2 separate regions of the Homo sapiens genome follow, and region 1 is linked to region 2. Evidence: chromatin loops called from intact Hi-C (ENCODE). Cell type or tissue: heart left ventricle. All regions are shown on one strand.

Region 1 (8,000 bases), 490 kb after region 2:
CCCTATATTGACCGAAGCGTACACTCTTTGGTAGGGGCCCAATTTCGATATTTGTTACTCCTGATTCCAAGGTATGGATCAAAACAAACAACATCCTCAGCGCCCTACAATGTACTGCCCACACTGCTCCCCCCCACAACTCTCCAACACCACACCTCCAAAAAAAGTTCAGCCCTTCCATCCTAATAAAGAAAATCTGTGGCTCGCTGGGCACAATAGCTCATGTTTGTAATGCCAGCACTTTGGGAGGCTGAGGCAGAGGATCACTTGAGCCCACAAGTTCAAGACCAACCTGGGCAACATCGTGAGACCCCCATCTCTACAAAAATTTAAAAATTAGGTGTGGTTGTGTGTTCCTGTGGTCTCAGCTACTTGGAAGGCTGAGGTAGGAGGATCGCTTGAGCCCAGGAGGTCGAGGCTGCAGTGAGCTATGATTGCGCCACTGCATTCCACTCTGGATGACAGAGTGAGTCCCTGTCTCTCAAAAAAAAAAAAAAAGTCTACATCTGGATTCACCAATGCACATCACTCCTTTGGGGCTGTCTGTCTCCTGGTACCCGGATCAGGATAGGCAGCACTGTTCTTTAAAGCTCATTCCCATGCTAAGAGGTCATCATGGTTTCCTGCCTCTGATCTCACATTTGCCATGCCACTCCGATCCTTTCTGGGACTGAGTTTTCTGCCTGGGTGTTGCAGTCCAATTAAAAGTGAAAGAAGGAACGAGACCAGTGAGATCTAACCAAAGAGGACAAAAACCAGCAAAAGCATTCCAGGGAGAAGAGGCGATCCTCCTCCAACTTTACCCAGTGGTTTTGAGCCTTTCATTTCTCCATTCAAAAGCTATTTTAAAAGTTTTGGCTTGGTCCTAAACAGTGGTTGGGGATTTTAATACATGACTATCTATCCTGTTTAAACCTCCTCAGTGGAAATAACTGAAAACACTACCTTGTTTCTTCCTTCTGGGATTCCAATGTTTAAAACACATCATGTGTTTTCATTCTCATACAAAACTCTTTGTGAGAGTTTTCCTCACTTTAGATAGTGCTAACATTTTTTAAAAAAGTAATTCATTTAAGACTAAATAATGCTAGCAATGCAAAAAGATCAGAAGACCAGTGGGTTCGACTGGGAGTTAGAATCAGGGTTTGTCTGTATTATTGAAGGGAAAATTATGTCACACATGCACAAAATTGAACCTAAGCAGGTCACGTTCCCCTGAAGGCCAGCAAAGAAAGCTGTGAATCATTATAAAGCCCTTCCATATCTGGAGTGCTCACTGAACCAGATTCCTGAAGGCAAGCAAACAAAAAGCTGTTCTTTTGCAAGCTTTTGTTGGATGCCCAAGTGTGTCAGAAGAAGAACAAGTATCTACTAGTAGGTTGGCATTAACAAAAAGTCAGTATTAGAGAGGAGGGAAAAAAAATCAGGGAGGCTATGTAATTGGAGTTCTGCAGCACCTCAAAAGCTCAGAGTAACAAACACCTGGCCACCAGGTGACTCATGCCCCTTGCTGCCAAGCACATGGAAGGGTCGAGTGGGGAGGCACTCGCGTGCACTGTGACAACCTCTGAGCTGCCGGAACTGCAGTCAGGCCAGTGAGTGCCCCTGGCTGGGCCGGGAAGACCGGCCTGTGCTCTGATCCTGCCCCTCTGGTATCGTTCAACCCAGTCAAGCCTGTTCAACAATTTCTTCTCTAAAACAGGCTCTTTGATGCAGCCTCATTTTGTGTTCAGTGACATGAAAGAGATACTGATGCTGATTATCAAAGGCATGCCTCCCAACCACAAGCAGCTAATGCCCGCGGGATGTAACAGTATCTCTTCCTCCAACTTCTGCATCCTCCCGCTGGGAAGGGCTCAGTGGCCACGGAGCACGTCTTTTTTTCCCTACTAATTTCACATCGGATATTAATCCATGTGGGAGGAACATGGATTAATACCTTAAGCTTGTAGGTCACACTCAGGTGAACATACTCCACGGATCTAAATGCCACGGAGACAGAGAAAGGTGCCTCCTGGGGCTCCTGAGGGAAGAGGCTCCCCTGAGAATCTCCTGGGCCATCGCCACACCTGGCCCCACCCTCTAGAGGCCCATTACACCATCCATGGAAATCTATGTTAATAACATCTTCAGAATAAAAGATAGAGCACCTTCCTATCCTGGGTTAATTAGTTTCCATTCTAAGCACTCAAGATAAAATGCCCAACAATAAAGATGTCAAATAAACCCACATGTTTACAGTGGAATTGCATACAATTTAAAAGGATATTTCATGATGGGCAAAATGTTCATGATATATCAAAAAGAAAAATTTTGATTACAAAACAGTATGTACAGAATGACTTCCGTTTTGTAAAAATAAAATAAACTGAGTTGAGCATGTGTGTTTGTGCTTGCATAGAGAAAAGTCTGGGATGAGGCCCACCATGGCAGCAACAGCGGCCATCTCAGAGTAATGGGGCTGCACACGGCTTGCCTTTATTCTTTCTTTGCTAATATATATTTTCTAATTTTTCCACAAAGTATATTATTTCCTTGAATTACAGAAGTTTGGAATTTGGTCAGATGATGCACAGTCAGGAAAAGGAAGCTGTCCTTTCAAAGAAACTGTTCATGTGTGTAGAGAAAACACAGCCATACCAAAAGGGCTAATTTTTTTTTTTTTTTTTTTTTTTTTTTTTTGCCAGAGCCTCATTCTTTCCCTGAGACTGGAGTACAGTGGCATGATCTTGGCTCACTGCAACCTCTGCTTCCCAGGCTCGAGCGATTCTCCTGCTTCAGCCTCCCCAGTAGCTGGGATTACAGGCACGCGCCACCACACCAGGCTAATTTTTGTATTTTTAGTAGAGACGAGGTTTCACCATGTTGGCCAGGTTGGTCCCAAACTCCTGAGGTCAAGTGACCTGCCTGCCTCGGTCTCGGCCTTCCAAAGTGCTGGGAATACAGGCGTGAGCCACTGCCCCTGGCCAAAGTGCTTATTTTTAATTATGTTTATGTTTTTATTTTAAATAACAGCTAAGCCAATAACAAAACAATTTCCTTTGTCCTTGCTAACAAGACCTGTCGATCCACCCATCTCTTGGCACCAGCAGCCTGGAAGAGAAATCTCAAATTAGTTGAGAAAATGAGGCGGCCAAAATTGTTCTTGCTGTCTACCTAACCTCATTGTCTCTCCATCAGTCTCTTTGTGGAGGAACATGTGAGGACCACATACGTTCTGGTGGCTCTGGCTCTGGGATTAAATGAAAAAAATGTAGGGAAACTGTAAATCCTAACTCACCATACAAATGTGAGTTTATTATCATACTATTATTATCTGTGTGATATCCTGGTTTACCTTTAAGGGAGCCTGAGTTTCAAACCTGCAGTAGAAGGAGTGAAGGCTAAGATGCCCTCCCGCCATGGTCTCTCTGACGACTGCTGGGCTGCCGAGAGTCTCAGACCTCTGGGAATAGACTGAGATCCCAGTCTAATCGCGGAAGGATGCAGGCAGTGAGAAGCTGAGGGAAGACTTGGAGCAAAGATCGTTCATGAAAAGGCTCAAGAGTATCTGACCCATTGAAGTCATCATTACAGGGGACGGATGGAAAAGAATGTCTGTAGAATAGTACGAAAGTCAAAAGTTCTACTGGAATTTCTTGCCGTCTAGAAATGCACACCAACCCACACATGCAGGTGCACACACACACTACATGTAAACGGTACACACAAGCATGCACACGGATTTTGTTATGTGTGGAGGCATATGTGTCCCCTCCCAAATACACACTCCTGGAAGCTCACACTGTTTTCCTAGTTCCACAAGAGGTTAGAAAGGCTGCATGGGTGTTAGCCTTGCCCTCCCCGGGCTTCCCGACATTAAATGTATCAGCAGGTCCATAAACAGGCAAAACGCTAGAGGCTCGTCTGGGCAGCTGGGCTCGGGGTCTGATTTTCCCACATCGGGCACTCATAGATTTACTGCAGCAGGAATGAACGTTACTCAGAGCATGTTTCTCACCCTCGCTAAACTAATATTTGATCTCAGTCCCTTGGAACAAAACACAGCCTCAGTGTCTGCTGAGCAACCCTGAGCATAAAAGAATAGTCAGGCACGGAATTGGAGCCAAACAAAAAGGAAATGAAGTTCATTTCTCTTTTTCTTGAGCTTTAAAAATAACTCTTTGCCTTCCTAACCCCCGTCAGATCTGACCGAGCGTGAGTCCCTCCTCACCTTCAGGAACTTCACCCCCACCCGCACCCTTCACACCCCAGGGCGGCCGTTCAGGCTTCCCTGGACAGGCGCGGCCCGGCCTTGGCCGCTTCTCCCGGGCATGAAGTCGAGGTCACGCTTCCCGAGAGACACTGGGAGAGCGCCCGCCTGTGGCTCCTTTGCTCTGAAGGGCGTCTGGACACAGCGGAGACCCCCTCGTGGGCCCAGGACTCTGCAATCTTTCACTGAGCTCAGGGCTGGGACAGACACTCGCTGAGCGTCCCCGGGCGCCCCGCACAGCGCTCGGGGCCAGGCTTCCGGAACACGGTGCCCCCCACCTGCGCAGGCCTTCCGGGCTCCTAGAGCGGTCCTGGGGCCTGCGGGCCCCACCTCCCCGGCAGGGTGGGCGTCTGCTGCCGCCTGCTGCCCCCAAGTGGCCGCCAGCGAGGCCCTGGGGGCCCAGGAGCGGCCTTCCGCTGGGGTGTTGATCCGCACCCCCATCCGCGGGCACCGTGGTAAGTGGAGCTAATTCTGAGTCTTTGCGGGCCCTTTGAGGGGCCGGGGGTCACCGAACAGACCTCAGGCTGTCACATAGCAGCCATGCACACTCAGCTGTGTGTGGAGCAGCTTCCACTTTCCCTTCTCCTCCTTGAGTTCAGCGCAATGGAAAGGAGAAAAGCGAACCTGCGAAGCGGCCTAGTCCCTGGCACGCCCGCCCTGCTAGCGGCATAAGCCTGTCATTCGACTCCCCAGAACCTTCCTTCTTGTGATAACACCTCTGCTACCCACTCAGGGGGAGAGTGCAAGACACAGGCTCTGACGCGGGGACGCCATTGAAGAAAATAAAGCCCTCCCCAGATAGGGGTACAGAGAACACGCAAGATGCCCGCTAAAATTGGAATGCAGAGAACCCACGAGTAATTTTTTTTTTGAAACGGAGTTTCGCTCTAGTTGCCCAGGCTGGAGTGCAGTGGTGTGATCTCAGCTTGCTGCAACCTCCGCCTTCCGGGTTCAAGCGATTCTCCTGCCTTAGCCCCTGAGTAACTGGGATTACAGGCGCCCGCCACCACGCCCAGCTAATTTTTTATATTTTTAGTAAAGACGGGGGTTTCACTGTGTTTGCCAGGCTGGTCTCGAACTCCTGACCTTAAGTGATCCACCTGCCTCGGCCTCCCAACGTGCTGGGATTACAGGCGTGAGCCACCACGACCGGACAGTAATTTCTTAGTATAAGTATTAATACATCTCGAGTGTTGCATAGGACATACTTATCCCAAAATTTTTCATTGCGTATCTGAAATTCAAGTTTAACTGGGTGTTGAGGGGGAGATTGTTATTTTGATGTTTTGTTGTGTTTGTGGGTTTTGGTTTTGTTTCTAACTTCACCAACCCATCCCCAAATGCCAAGCATCCTGTCTGAGCAGGACCACAACTCCTGAAGCCCCTTCCCACAGCTGCTACTCCGCGACACCATCACAAGTGGGCTAAAGTGGAGCAAGCATTTTCCAAGTAGAAGGAAAGCAGTCAGCTGTCGAAGCCGGGGCTGGAGGACGCCTGCGCCTGCTTGGGGCCCTGCAGCCCGCACCTCCTGAGCTCAGCGGGCACCTTAGGACAAGGCACCGCTGGCCCCGGGAGTTGCCTCTTATCTGATCCCAGCCAATATTTTCTCAAAGTCAGACGTGATAAACACTTTTAAGGCCTCAGCATCTCCCAGACATCTGTTATTCATTTTCTTTGGCCTTGATTTGGTCTTAATCGTTTGTAAGGGCCCAGGCATGCACTCGACTATCTGATTTGGGTTCTGCGCCGGCAGCGTTCTGGCCAGGAGACCTAACACCTGCATTTGTGGCAGAGCCGTTTGACACCCACTGCCTCATTTCGTCTTCACACATTGGGACACAGCAAGGTACAGAGCAGGAACCCCAACCCTGGCTGTACCCGGACATTGCATGATGGGAGAGCTTCCAGAACCCTTCCCCCTACGCCATGCCCCAGACCAATCACAGCAGAGCCTCTGCGGTGGACCCCCGTCCTGGTTGTCATTGTCAAAGCTCTCCAGCTGCTCTCCGAGCATCTCCAAAGCCCAAGACGGAGGACGCTGGCCCAGAACAGTGGTTCTCAAAGTGGGGTCCAGGCACCACAGCATGAGCATCACCTGGGAACTGTAGAAATGCACGTTCTCAGGCCCCTTCTCCAAACTGCTGAATCAGAACCTCTGGGTTCTAACCTCTCCCACTAATTTTGATGTGAACAAATTGAGGATCACTCCATTTTTTTGATGTGAACATTTGAGGATCACTGATGCAGATGAAAGCACAGGCTTTGGAGATGAGAGCAGTCCAGCCCCAATTCTAACTAACCCCAGCCACACGTAGCCTCTCAAAACTCAGATTTCACATCTGTCACAGGAGGGTGATGTTATCTGTCTCATACATAGCACTGTGGTGGAGATTAAGTGAGATGAGACGAGGCACATAGGTTGCACAGGAAAAGCCTGACAAAATCCCAGTAAATGTAGTGACCAGCCATCCTGGTTTGCTCCTGACAGAGGGAGACCCTGGGAGTCCCATCGTACTGGGATGAGTTGCTCGTCCTATCAGAGAATGCGAGTTCTCTCTGCCCTTGAGGGATGTAGGGAAGCCTTTCCTGTCCTTTCGGTAAGTAGAGACCCTAAAGGCTTGAAGGGACTTATCTGAGGCCCTGTACATTTGTGGGACAGCAAGGCTAAACCCTAGTTGCCTGACCCCAGTGAAGGCTCTTCTCTGAACCTGTGTGTCGCACCTCTGAGTAACACGAATGCCCATTCTAAGCTCCTTTTTAGTAATAACGCGTTGAATCCACACAATTTCAATCCACTTGAAATGAAGACCAGGCCAGCTCCACGGGCAGCAACCTAGGCAGTAACACAGTGCCAAGTGCTCAGCTGCATGCCCTCTTCTAATTTTTGGAAAGGGGTCTCACATTTTCATTTTGTGCTGGGCCTCACAAATCGTGTCACTGACCCTGTTTAGAGAGATTTAGTAACTCACACGAAGCCGCCCAGCTGGCCAGTGGCGAGGCCTGATGAAAACCCTGGGAGCTGGCTCCAGAGCCCGGACTTGTGATAAGGATGCTCTCGTCCCAAGAGTGGACACTTCTTTCACAAACACCAAGCACAAAGGGAATTTCACATGTTGTGGGGCAGACTGGAGGAGCTTAAAGCCAGTCCTCACCTCACTGCGAAGGACAAGACCCATTCACAGCTGCGACATCACTCACAACGCTTCTTAAAATGCTGACTTTAAAGTGCCCCAGAGTGCGGATCATCTCTGTGTATTAGCGGCATAAAATCACACCCAGTCATTTTTCTCTTCCCACTTCAACTGAGGGAAAACCACTTAGAACATCCCCCAACCCTGGGACTCATAATAAATAATAACACCTATGGTAGGCATCGCCAGGGTCTCACCTCTTTCCTGAAGCAGGCAATCTCCTCCCAGACCCCATGGCCCAGCTGATGTCCCTGTACCTGTGTGCACTTGAGCCCAGATTGTCCAGAACTGAGAGACAGACACAGGGTAACACCCTGGCCCCTCCCCAGTGTCTTCTTTTTCCCTCTGTGACCCAAACCCAAGGTTTTCTCTTCTTCCCTTCTGAGCCGATCTCTCATTCTCTGAAGGATTTACACAGGTGCGGTCACACCTTAGCGTGGCTAGCATCAAGGTGGACATACTTCTCCTGAGCATTTTCAACCAGTGGAATGAAAAGCTTTATCCCCACTAAAACACCTCAGATATGTGTCAGGAACCCACCGTGCTGTACATGGGAA
Region 2 (8,000 bases):
GGAAAAAAACCCCACGATAGTGATATAGCAGTTATTAAGAAATACTTTTTAGGCAGATAGTAAGGGTAAATGTTCTCAGTGGAAATTTTCCTGTTTTAAGAAACAACCCCTGAACCATCTCTTTTCTAACAGAAAAGGCAGCTTGAAGAGCCAGGCCCGCAAGCTTTGATATGCAAATGTCAGTCCTTAGAAACTGAGTTCACTCAACATGGTGATTCCGCCATCTCTTCCTTGTCATCAGGTGTACCAAGTGTCATGGCCACCTCCAGATAACACCATGTGTTCAGAACATCACGGTGACCTGTATTTGCATATTAAAGGGCTAAGGTGGGAGGGCCAGGTTTTTCGAGAGCTATGTAAATGACACACCTGGTCAAACCAATCCCCTGGGCCCTATGCAAACCAGACACCACCTCCTCCAGGATCCCAATATAAGCAACCACTTTTCCACTGCACACTGGGTTTTCTCTTTGTTCAAATCCTCCCTACCTCTGTCTCTGTATGGGGGAGGTGTTTTCTTCTTCCTTCCTTCTTTCTTGCCTATTAAACTTTTCACTCCTTAAAACCACTCCACGTGTCCGTGTTGTTAATCCTATCAGCACGAGACCAACAACCCTGGTGTTCCTCCATTCGTTGGAGCTATATCAATAGCCATGGGCATTCAAGGGTTCTATGTTTCAAAGGACCCTTGACCAGGGAAGCCGTGGTAAGTATGTGCTAACATGCATTCATAGTAAAGGGGAGAAGAAGAGAGAGAATGGGCACAGTAAAGGTGTAACACAAATGCCCCCACTTTCTTCCCCTCCCCTTCTCTTCCTGCAATAACATTGAGGTGGGAGTTGAGCAAGGGGAATTTAAACTGAGAAGTCAGCTTAGAAGAACTGAGAATGGAAAGCATGGACCAAATGATGATAGACTAAGACGTGTAGTTTCCCAAGCTAGAATCGATAGTGTGACCCCAGGCCTTGTTGACCCATAAACGTAATTCTTGTTATCACAGCAGCTACCACCAGAACCTCAGCAAAAGTTGTCTTTGTGACTTCAACTTACCTCTTGCCTCCTCTCCTAAGGCTCTTTAGACGCTCATGTCCTCCCTCACCTACCCCGTCAACATACAGACTTGCTGGCTGCTGGCCCAAGTGATTCCATCTGAGCCAATCCTCTCCTCTAGTTCTAGAAACTCTTTTTCTTTATCCTGCCTCAATAAAAATGTGCATTCCTGAGTGATCTACTTGTTTTGGATGTGACTAAAATGATTCACATCAAAGTGTGAATGAGGCTTAAAATAGAGCTTGCAAACCCCATTCCTTCTCTCATGGTGGGCTTAAGTCTCTGAGAGTTCTTTAAGCCTGCATCCCCAGGTTCCTTGTCTACACAAACCTGCTTCCTTCCCCTAGCCTAGTCTGCTGCCAGGAAGCAAAATCCTTGGACCTACCTCCCACAGCTGAATGTTCCAGTCAAATAAAAGGTCTTTGTCATTTCTTGGAGAGAGGGTTTGATGGGTCAAATGAGCTCTATTTCAAATCAGGAATCATAAATAAGGAAACATAAGAGCTCCTATATCGCTAAGTTTTCTTTGTTTGTTTAATTGCTAGTAGCCTGACTGTGTAATTTTACCCTTTTCCCCCACAAATATACTGTTATGTTATACAAGAGATACACTTCTGAGACCCAGCCCAAGAGGTTAGCCATGAATCATAAAATCATTTCTCTGGGAAAATATATTCTGAGTTATAAATAACGAATTTACAAAAAACCTTTGGAACAAATTCTGCTATCATTTGACAGTTCCTTTCATCAGAATAGGATTTTAGAAGATTGTTCTTGGCTTTTTTTCTGATAAAACTAATAGAAGCCATTATGATCTGTATTTTTTTTTCTGGTTAAGTGTTAATGAATACATTGACTTTTAAAAATCACCACTGAATCTCTATGAGATTAATATGGAGAATTCGTTCTCCAGATTCCTGTGTCCAATGCCTTCTTAGCAGCTCCACCTAGACATCTAAAATGTCATACATAATCTGTTCAAATCTGAGCTCCTGATGCTCCCATACCTGCTCTCCCTTCAGGCTCAGCCATGCTGGGTTCATGGCAGCTTCACCCTCTCCTTGCCCAAACACTTGGAGTCATGCTCCTCTGCTCTTTCTGTCGCACAACACATGCAATCTGTAGGAAATTCTGTCGACTTTGCCTCCAAAAAGTGCCCAGAGGCAACCACGTCTCCTCATCTCCCTGTCCACAGCCACCGCGTAGTCTGTTAGTTGCCATCGTCTGTGACTGCACTCACCATCTGTGTTCAGAACACAGTGCAGTGCGAATTCCAGAGCAGAACTCAGTCAATTTTGGCTGAAAGTCCTGTGTCATTACGGAAGAAGAGGAAGAAGCATTTGGACACTTGGAAGGTGTTTTCTCTCAAGTCTGGCCATGGCCCTTCTTCAAGGTAATTTCTTTTCTTTCTTTCTTTCTTTCTTTTTTAAATTATTCTTTCTTTTTTTTTAGAGACAGGGTCTTACTCTGTCACCCAGGTTGGAGTGCAGTGGCATAATCATGGCTCACTGCAGCCTCAAACTCCTAGCCTCAAGCAATCCTCCTGCCTCAACCTCCCAAGTAACTGGGACTGTGGGTATGTGCCACCACACCTGGCTATTTTTTATTATTATTTTTAGTAGCGACAAGGCCTCACTATGTTGCCCAGGCTGATCTCAAACTTCTGGGCTCAAGCAACCCTCTTGCCTCAGCCTCCCAGAGTGCTGGGATCACCAGTGCACCCCCCTGCACCCAGCCCTTTCCAGTGATTTCTTTGGCTTGTATTTGCTTCTTTTTGCTGGGCTTTCTCCACATTCCTCTCAACCTCTCCTGCTCTAACCTTTCACAGAACCATCATTATTAATTTTTTTATTTTCAATTGAATTTCAAAATCAAAGCAAGAGAATGAATGTTTGAAAAGGAGAAAGAGAACGGGGCCACACCCACAGGTGCCAGCCATTGAAGACCAGGTAGACTGGCATCCCCTAACCATAGCATAGCTTCCAGCGCAGCAGGAAGCTGGGCCAGGTGGGGTCGGTGGGGAGACGGGTGCCAAAGGTGCCTGGAGTGAGAGTGGGATTAGCAGCGTGGAGCTTGCCTGAGCTCCCAGGCACCTGATGGATGCTGGCAGCTAAAACCTCCACTAAACCCTAGGGCCCCTGGTCACCATTTGCCAGAAACTCTACAAAGTGCTTTAGAAACACTGTTGTTATCCCATCTCACATATGAGGACTGAAGGTCAGAGAAGCTAAGTAACTTTCCTAAGGTCACACAGCAAGTAAACGGGAAGATGGGGACTTGAACCCAGACCCATCTGACTCCAAATTTATACTTGGCCCACTATAATGGACCAGAAAATGGTCCTTATTTTGTAATAGTTTAATAACCACTCACGCAACACCGCTGCTTAGTTGTATGGACCAATTATTAATTTTCAAATGTTTTTATGGGGGAAAAAATAGTCAGTTTACTACATACCTGGTACTTTACACCTACCTGCTTTGAAATTTTAATAATAATTGGAAAATGAGAGTTGGAAGTTTATTAGGTTTGACTGAAGTAAGTTGTCAAATGGCTGAGAAAGGGCCACCCCTAACAGATGCGCCAAGCATATTATACTGAGAAGTCCCACTTAGGTATACGTTGGCTGGGGAGAGTCCTGGCGTTCATTCCTTCTCCCGCGTAGCCTTATGGGTCTCTTCAGAAAACACATGGTGGCGCTGCCTGCACGTGCCTTTACAAGCTGCAAGCCGTCCAAACAAAAGTGGTTAGTTTCTGCCTCTTGGGATTACAGTCAGATTCTGGCAACATTTCGCATTCATAACTGAACTTTCCACATAAAAGCGATCTCTCTCACTGTTTTGTACACAAAGTGAGGCAGCATTGTCCGAGTACAGTAATGTTGGAAAGAGATGAAGCATTGTAAATGTTTAACAACAGATCTCTGTTAAATCCACTCTAACGAACACAACCGTTTTGATGAATATTATTTTTAAAGAGAGAGAAAAATACAGATCTTCCTTTGCAAGCTATCTTTGAATAAAAGATAAAACCAACACACTGAATTGGCTTAGTGGAAACCCGTCATGTATTTCATTAGACCACTTGCAGATAGCCTAGTGCCAACCTATAAATGTTCTCTCTTGAAAACCACATCCCATAGATATACAGCAATCATTTTCTTTCAAGGAGGATATATTCACGCAGTTACATTTTGTACAAATATAAAGTAGGCAAAATTGAAAGAATACAACATAAAACATGACTCATTAATGAAGTTTGTGAATTACTCATTCACAAACTGCATTAATGAATTTTTTTAAATAACATGTCTTCCAAATTAAGAATTCCTCAAGAAGTGCACGTTTGGAAGCTGCCAGGAATAAAGAGCTGTGGACTGGGTTTATGCTATTCATTCTTTAGGCACTCATTCAACAAGTATGTGTGGAATGGTTTCTCCATGCAGGCACTGTTCTAGGCTCTGGGAGACAGCCCTGAATGCAGCAGGGATTCACAGAGCTGACATTCTAGCACAGGGCATATGGGTGGGGTTGTGGAGTCCAGTAGGAAACTGGCTAAGGCGGTGTAGACACAGTGCTAGAGGGGGTCAACACTCAGGAAAACAAAGCAGGATGTGGGAATGGGAGGGCACCCGTGAGTGTGGGGTGAGTTTCTTCACCAGGTAGGTGACAATGAAATAAAGCTCTGAAGGAGTGGTGGCCTGAGACCTGGGATATCTGGACAAAGATAGTTGCCGATAAAGAAGGAATAGCAAATTTGTGAGGCAGAGTATGCGGGCGCCTGGCCCCACATTCCAGGGGAGAATGGGGAGGTGACGAGGTTGCAGGGGCCAAGGGTGACTTGGCTAGAAAAGCAACACATGACTCCCTTTGTGAAGATTGGATTAAAATTATGCAATGGTTGCATTAAGTTTGAAAATCTTCAGGGACACATTTCTTGCAACTTCCCTCTACTCGTGTAATTAGAAATGAATAAATGTTAATAAGGAAGCTGAAAAGGCTCTAATGGTCTAGAACGTTATATAAAGCTTACTGGAACATGACGTTCTCAAAGTGTACTAGGATTGCAAAAGCAGCCACAGGACCCTTATTTTCCAGATTCCTGTGGAGCTGAGGAGGAGGAATCACAGCCTAATGGAGGGACACATGGCAAAGGAGCATGGAGCTGTGTGCTAGCAGGTGCACAGCGGGGTCATGGCCACTGTTGTTCAGTGGGGCCACCAGATCACAGATGAACACTGCAGCCGTTTCACATGTGACTGCCCTCATCCTTCATTTCCTATCCCCCACTGCGTGGAGCCCTTGGGTCACAGTTACGGCTGGAGGAGGCTGTGGATTCAGAAACGCAGTTGTGGATAAGGAAAGGTTTAGCACTGCCCACAAATGAAAAGAGACCTTCCAGATTTAGAGAAAAGGAAAAAAGCAAACAAAACAAAATAAAAACCCTCTTTTCTCCAGCTCCCAACATAATCAGAGATGAAAGAAGACAGTTTTAGCCTGGTAAATAAGAAAATAAACAAGAGCTTGAAATGGATAAGTTTTTTCTTCTAAATTTGTTTTTGCAAAGGGTTTTTCTTCCCTGAAAAACAAAATACTAAAATAGCAAGTTGTGTTTTCATTTATAAATCCTTCTCAAGAGGAAATCTAATAATAACAAGGGGTTTCCATTGGATTCCAACTTATTTCATAATGTAAATATATTTCTATCCTCTGGGGAAAAAAGCTTCCCCAAGCCAGGTATTTATCGTTTAAATTTGTGATTTTATTCACTTCCATTTTTCCCTCTCTTTTACCTTGAACAGCCTCTCAAACTGAAGAGGAGTGTTCAGTTCTACAGCTTATTAGATAGGGCCTCTTCATTCAACGATGCAAAGTTTAGAAAGAACGTGGACGATGACTTGCTATGTTTTGTTCTACATCCAATCAGAAGAGTAGCTTGTGGCTCAAAAAGTCTTATCTTAGAAGATCAAATGTCCACATTTTAAGAGAGCGGGGCTGTATACTAGAAAGAAAAATGGATTAGAGTCAGTCATACTTTCAAACCTCAGCAGTATTTCTTATGTTATTTAAAGACATATATTATCTGGTTTCTTTGAGCTTCAGTTTCTTCTCCTATAAAATGGGAAGAATAATAATGTGGTGGATTAAAAATGGCAGCCAAATCTCTGACCCTCTTCCATTGAGAGGGGGACTCTGTCCCATCCTCTTGAATGCAGGTGGGTTTTGTGACTGCTTTGACCAAAAGAACAAGGATGTGATACTGTGCCAGTCTCAGGGCCCAATCTTCAAGGCACAGGCAGCTCCCACTTCCCATCTCTCAAAACATGAAATAGCTCTTGGAACCCTGAACAGTGCAACTCCCTTGAGGCTGCCATGATGTGAGGAAGCTCAAGCCACCCCGGTAGAGGTCTATGAGCAGAGAAGCAATGGCCAGCTGCCCCGCATCTCCCAGCTGCAGCCATTAGAGCCGTCCCAGCAAAGCTTCCAACCGTGAAGCTGAGTGGAGCTCCTCTGACTGTGCCCTGTCCAAATTTTCCATCCACATCATCAGGAGATACAATAATACTGTTTTAATCCATTGAGCTTTGAGATGGCTTGTTAAGCAGCAATAGATAAACATACTAAATGCTTATGTTGTGGAGCTACTGTCAGTTTTACAAATAATACCTCCAAGGCGCCTACACAGAATGGACACATAGGGAACATTCAGTAAATAGGAGCCATCATTTGTACTGTTGTTCTCATGATCTTCCCACAAGAGCGTTTATTAGAAATGTGATCAGAGAATCCTTTCTGAGCTCACAGAAGGCATTGAAATCCCTCACAGCTGACTTGCGTGGGAGTACACGGGCTTTGGGATGGCAAATCCTTCCTAGCCCAAGCCAGTCAGGTGCAGGAGAGCCACTAAAACCCTGCCAGTGCCTGCACTGCCGTTAAACATGTGTCCTCTCAGTAAACGAGACATGCTGTCCCTGCATTCCAGAAACATTGCAGCTCCACCTTGTTCTTGTATTTTTTCCTCCCCTATAAATCTCCCTGGTTACCTAAACTCAGTAGGCAACTAAGCACAATTGGGTTTACAGAAGGCAAGGTGACCTAAGAGATCTTTGAATGTAGCTGTTGATGTCCAGACTGCACGGAGAGCAGTCCAGCCAGGTTGAGAGCCTCTCAAGCACTTATGGTCTCCCTACTCCCAAGTGACCTTCTCTTTGGGGCACAGGTATTTAGGAGACACTTCTAATGATGATTGTAGACATCTCGGGACCATTGAGACACTGATAATATTAGGAAATAAAGTACTTTCAATGGAGCGAACTTGAAGGATTCAGAATCCCAAGATTCCTTAACCTCTCCTGCTGAAGTCCACTGCTCCCCATCCTGGCTGCTGTCAACACCTTCTCTAGCCCGGCCTGCTGGACAACTTGCTCTTCCTGATTAGTCAATCTGCCACCAACCTGGCCTCTGTTCAATGCATCCTCTCCTCTGCAGCACGGTCTTCTTAGAGCACCAATGTCACAGTGCACTCACGCACCTCTTTGTTTTAGTCCTTCTTTACTAATGGAAGAAAAATTTACCAACTGGAGAAGCCTAGGTTTCCAACCCCTGTGTGCCACCCCTCACTTCTCTGACTGATGGCTCATGGGTTAACTCTCTGGGAGGAGTGAGGGACAAAAGCCAGGATGACATGGCCCACAGCTGATGGAAGCAGCCAAGGCCAGCTTGGAGGGGAGGGGAGGACCTTCTGCTTAAGGATTTCTTCTATTTCTCACAGTCAGCCTCTGGATCTAAACTGGGACTCTTAATATCAGTCCAAGTTACCAGGACCAGGACAAATAACTTGGAATAAGGTGCTTTTTTCCGTCAGTTCTTTCAAACTGTTTGAGTAAAAAAAAGAGATGTAACTAAAAGCAGAAAGTTACAAAGCAAAACGAGGGAGGGAAGAGACTTCCA

The links. Peaks named below come from ENCODE experiments on the same cell type or tissue, not always from the same donor. Only the 100,000 strongest peaks of a DNase experiment are listed, where the experiment ranks them.
Region 1: it touches region 2 in a loop (5-fold over the local background); 11 of 110 quality-filtered maps call a loop at or near these places.

Annotation. Positions count from the first base shown.
Region 1 is chr18:10,029,167-10,037,166 of GRCh38, reverse strand. No RefSeq gene overlaps it. Among named protein-coding and RNA genes, the nearest start is that of VAPA, 120 kb to the right of the region's middle. RefSeq lists an enhancer at 1,586-2,087 and a silencer at 4,548-4,697. In heart left ventricle, a CTCF peak has its summit at 4,650 (motif pointing left); a DNase peak (open chromatin) is centred at 4,646; H3K4me3 peaks cover 662 bases; H3K27ac peaks cover 2,215 bases.
Region 2 is chr18:10,516,027-10,524,026 of GRCh38, reverse strand. No RefSeq gene overlaps it. Among named protein-coding and RNA genes, the nearest start is that of NAPG, 6.0 kb to the left of the region's middle. In heart left ventricle, CTCF peaks have their summits at 3,539, 3,743 and 5,332; DNase peaks (open chromatin) are centred at 3,726 and 5,311.